Regions from separate parts of the Homo sapiens genome. Here region 2 is linked to region 1. A link is an interaction called in ENCODE POLR2A ChIA-PET data of the cell type or tissue named here. Cell type or tissue: Panc1. All regions are shown on one strand.

The links. ChIA-PET counts read pairs that join two places held together with the same protein. Peaks named below come from ENCODE experiments on the same cell type or tissue, not always from the same donor. Only the 100,000 strongest peaks of a DNase experiment are listed, where the experiment ranks them.
Region 2: POLR2A ChIA-PET joins it to region 1 with 11 read pairs; 2 of 35 experiments call an interaction of 5 or more read pairs at or near these places.

The regions. Positions count from the first base shown.
Region 1 is chr19:15,287,523-15,290,022 of GRCh38, reverse strand. The region is part of intron 1 of BRD4 (bromodomain containing 4); the gene reads left to right. Among named protein-coding and RNA genes, the nearest start is that of BRD4, 44 kb to the left of the region's middle. In Panc1, no CTCF peak of the experiment used is centred here; no DNase peak of the experiment used is centred here; H3K27ac peaks cover 395 bases.
Region 2 is chr19:15,438,013-15,440,512 of GRCh38, reverse strand. It overlaps WIZ (WIZ zinc finger), which reads left to right. Exons shown (of 13, transcript NM_001371589.1): 4 at 1-1,935. Among named protein-coding and RNA genes, the nearest start is that of MIR1470, 10 kb to the left of the region's middle. In Panc1, no CTCF peak of the experiment used is centred here; no DNase peak of the experiment used is centred here.

The DNA of each region.
Region 1 (2,500 bases):
TCCTGCCTTGAAACCAAACCTCTCCAAGAACTAAAACAAAAATGTGAATTACTCCTTGCCCTTCAGGCTGCTTCGTTGGAAAGCCTTCCCTCACTTGAGCCCCTTGCTGAGAGCCCTGTAGCACCCTGTGAAGTGGCCCCGTTTTCCTTCCTGTCTATGCAGGCAGGGACCTGGCTGTGGGTGGTGCCCCGTGGGCAGAACCCAGAGGCTGGGGGGCTCCAGTGTCCTTACAAGCACACTTCTCCCATTGCTTGTGAGCCACATCTTTCCTAGCTTCCATTCTCCTGGTTTCATCAGATCTATTAGGATGGTGCAAAAGTAACTGCTGTTTTGGCTTTTTTTTTTCTTTTTTTTTTTGGATCAAAACCGCAATTACTTTTGCACTAACCTAGCTACCTTGAGAGTGGTTTTGAGTGGGAAGTAATACCCATCTATTTTCTGATTTATTTTATTTATTTATTTATTTATTTTAAGATGGAGTTTCGCTCTTGTTGCCCAGGCTGGAGTGCAGTGGCGCGATCTCGGCTCATCGCAACCTCCGCCTCCAGGGTTCAAGTGATTCTCATGCCTCAGCCTCCTGAGTAGCTGGGATTACAGACATGTGCCACCATGCCCGGCCAATTTTATATTTTTAGTAGAGACGGGGTTTCTCCATGTTGGTCAGGTTGGTCCCGAACTCCTGACCTCAGGTGATCCACCCGCCTCGGCCTCCCAAAGTGCTGGGATTATAGGCGTGAGCCACCGCACCCAGCTGTTTTCTGATTTTAAGTAGCTAAGGAGTCTGGCTTTCTGCTGGAATCATTTGGAAAGGTCGTGGGAGAAACATCTCAAGCCTGCCTAGGTTGTCTCTTTAGGGCCTGGCCTCTGGCTTAGGGCACTAGTTGTCAGAACCCAGAAAACAGAGCTATGGGGCCTGTGTCGGGGAGTGGGGTTACTAAACAAAGGTATTTTGAGGTAAAAGACGTGAAGCATTTCTAACGTGGTTCTGTAGTTTGCTTTCCCTAGGTTGTTATGGACCAAGAGACTGTAGCTGACTTTGTTTAACTCTCATGTTCAGGAGTGGAGGAGGGGACTTGAGTATTAACAGCCGCCTTGACACAGTGGGGACCTGGTGGCTGTGGAAGCCTGAGGAGTCGGTGCCTGCTCCTCTGAACTTTCCCTCCCCTCAGCAGATGGTACTGTTGCGTGTTCTCTCTGGTGCCAGTGAAAGAGCTCATTCATGCCATTCACAGAGTAGTGTGCTTAGAACTCAGCCCTCCTCCATCTGCAGGGGCAGGCACCCGCCACGGCTTAGTGGCCACCCTCGGGCGTTGACTTCCTCCCTTCGGCGGCCCTGTGTGTCTGCTGGGCAGTGCACCAGCCTGTGTAGCACCAGCTGCTCGGCTGCTTTGGTAAAAACAAGGGAAGACTGTGAAGCTGTTCTGTGCTCTGCACACCAGCAGGAGAAGCCAGCGGAGGGTGTGGATGGGCTTAGGGCAGTGTCTGCAGTTCCGGATGAATTCTGCCTGTGCCTTATAAACATCTTCTGGGAAGGAGCTGATTTTTGATGGGTGATTGTCCAAGTTTATAACTGGATCCTGTGTTTCACTCCTCTTCTTCTATTTATTTTTATTTATTATTTTTTGAGATGTGGTCTTGCTCTGTCACCAGTCTGGAGGGCAGATCATAGCTCACTGCAGCCTGAAACTCCTGGCTTCAAGCGATCCTTCCCAGCCACCCATAAATCCTTTTAATAAGTTGCAGATGTGATATTACCTCTGTGTACTTCAGCAAACATTTCTTAAGGGCATTCTCTTTGAAAGCAGGGACTGAAACATGTATTTGTACGCCCATGTTCATAGCAGCCCTATACACAGTAGCCAAAAGGTATTATAGAAGCAACCTGTGTCCATTGATGGATGGATAGATAGGCAAAATATGAAGTATTAATCAGCCTTAAGAAGGAATGAAATTCAGGCCAGGTACAGTGGCTCACACCTGTAATCCCAGCACTTTGGGAGGCCGAGGTGGGCAGATCATCTAAGTCAGGAGTTTGAGATCAGCCTGACCAAGTTGGTGAAACCCAGTCCCTACTAAAAATACAGAAATTAGCCAGACGTGGTGGCACGTGTCTGTAGTCCCAGCTACTCGGGAGGCTGAGGCACAAGAATCGCCGAACCCAGGAGGTGGAGGTTGCAATGAGCCTAGATCGTACCACTGCACTCCAGCTTGGGCGACAAAGGGAGACTGTCTCAAAAAAAAAAAAGAAATTCAGAGGTGCTACAATGTGGATGAACCTAGAAGACGTTATGCCAAGTGAAATACGACAACCACAAAAAGACAAATACTTTGTGGTTTCACTCACGCTGGGTACCTATAGGAGTCACTTCCACAGAGACAGAAAGTAGAATGGTGGTTGCCAGAGGCAGGGATTGGGAGTTAGTGTTTAGTGGATATATGGGTTACAGAGTTTGTTTTACAAGGTGAAAGCGTTCTGAAACGCCCAGTTGTGGTGGCTCAT
Region 2 (2,500 bases), 150 kb before region 1:
CTAGAAGGTTCTTACACCACCGGGGGGAACCAAGGCTTTTGGAGAAACATGCCCAGGGCCGCCCCAGGTTCGACTGGCTCCAAGATGAGGACGAGCAGGGATCCCCCCAGGACGCAGGGCTGCACTTGGACCTGCCTGCCCAGCCGCCACCCCTCGCCCCCTTCAGGAGGGTGTTTGTGCCAGTGGAAGACACCCCGAAGACGCTGGACATGGCGGTGGTGGGTGGCAGAGAAGATCTGGAGGACCTGGAGGGGCTGGCCCAGCCGTCCGAGTGGGGCCTACCCACGTCAGCCTCGGAGGTAGCCACACAGACCTGGACAGTGAACTCGGAGGCTTCTGTGGAGCGGCTGCAGCCGCTACTGCCCCCGATCCGGACCGGGCCCTACCTGTGTGAGCTGCTGGAGGAGGTGGCCGAAGGGGTGGCCAGCCCAGATGAGGACGAGGACGAGGAGCCGGCCGTGTTCCCATGCATCGAGTGCAGCATCTACTTCAAGCAGAAGGAGCACCTCCTGGAGCACATGAGCCAGCACCGCCGAGCCCCGGGCCAGGAGCCCCCTGCGGACCTGGCCCCGCTGGCCTGCGGGGAGTGTGGCTGGGCCTTTGCTGACCCCACTGCCCTGGAGCAGCACCGGCAGCTGCATCAGGCCTCCCGGGAGAAGATCATTGAGGAGATCCAAAAGCTGAAGCAAGTTCCAGGAGACGAGGGCCGGGAGGCACGGCTGCAGTGCCCTAAGTGTGTCTTTGGCACCAATTCATCCAGGGCCTATGTGCAGCATGCCAAGCTGCACATGCGTGAGCCCCCAGGCCAGACCACCAAAGAGCCTTTTGGAGGCAGCAGCGGGGCTGGCAGCCCCAGCCCTGAGGCCAGCGCCCTCCTCTATCAGCCCTACGGAGCTGCCGTTGGCCTCAGCGCCTGTGTCTTCTGTGGTTTCCCCGCGCCCAGCGAGAGCCTGCTCAGGGAGCACGTGAGGCTGGTGCATGCCCATCCCCACTGGGAGGAGGATGGCGAGGCTTATGAGGAAGACCCTGCCAGCCAGCCAGGCACTAGCCAGGATGCTCACGCCTGCTTCCCTGACACTGCTGTGGACTACTTTGGCAAAGCTGAGCCGTCCTTGGCCCCCATGTGGCGGGAGAACCCTGCTGGATACGACCCCAGCCTGGCCTTTGGCCCAGGATGCCAGCAGCTGAGCATCAGAGATTTCCCGCTGTCAAAGCCACTCCTGCATGGCACGGGCCAGAGGCCTCTCGGAAGGCTGGCCTTTCCCTCCACACTAGCATCCACCCCCTACTCCTTACAGCTCGGGAGAAACAAAAGCACCGTCCACCCACAAGGGCTGGGGGAACGGAGGCGCCCTTGGAGCGAAGAGGAGGAGGAGGAGGAGGAGGAGGAGGATGTAGTGCTGACCTCCGAGATGGATTTTTCCCCTGAAAATGGGGTCTTTTCACCCCTAGCCACCCCCAGCCTCATCCCGCAGGCGGCCCTGGAGCTGAAGCAGGCATTCCGAGAGGCCCTGCAGGCAGTAGAGGCCACCCAGGGGCAGCAGCAGCAGCTCCGAGGGATGGTACCCATTGTGCTCGTGGCGAAGCTGGGGCCGCAGGTCATGGCGGCAGCCAGGGTGCCCCCAAGGTTGCAGCCCGAGGAGCTGGGGCTGGCAGGCGCCCACCCCCTGGACTTCCTGCTCCTGGACGCGCCGCTGGGCGGCCCGCTGGGGCTGGACACACTCCTGGATGGGGATCCGGCCATGGCACTGAAGCACGAGGAGCGGAAATGCCCCTACTGCCCCGATCGCTTCCACAACGGCATCGGCTTGGCCAACCACGTCCGGGGCCACCTGAACCGCGTGGGCGTCAGCTACAATGTGCGCCATTTCATCTCCGCTGAGGAGGTGAAGGCCATTGAGCGCAGGTTCTCCTTCCAGAAGAAGAAGAAAAAAGGTAGGGCAGCTTCACTTTTAAAGGCCCAGGAGACACATGGCTGGGCAACCCACCGTTGATCTAAATTCTCTCCCTTAGCGCCAAGCAGGGGGACACTGGGGCCTCTGCTCCTGAGAGACTTGAGAGCCACAGTGAAGGCCACCTGGTCGGTGGATGTGTGGAGACGCCCCAGTCCCCTGGCCATTCCAGCCACTGGAGGAAGGAGTGTGGGTAGAAGAGTCAGCCTCAGGCAGAGAATTTCATTCATTCCTCCATTCAACAAATATTTACTGAGCAAGGTTCCCCTCTGTTCTGGGGACCTGGGGACACAGCAGTGGACAGAATAGCAGTTCTTGGACTCTTGGAGTTCATGGCCCAGTCCAGGAGTGGTGGGACCCCCTCCACCCCACACTGGCCAGCTTCAGAACCCCCTGGGGCTGCCTGTAAGGTTTGTCAGTTCCCACAGTACAAGGCTCTGATTCCAGAAGTCTGTTTCCAACAGGAGCACCCTGGGTGGTTCTGACATTGGCAGACACAAAGCCCACTTGGGGAGGTGCCAGTATGGTGTTTGAGTGTGTGTGTGTGC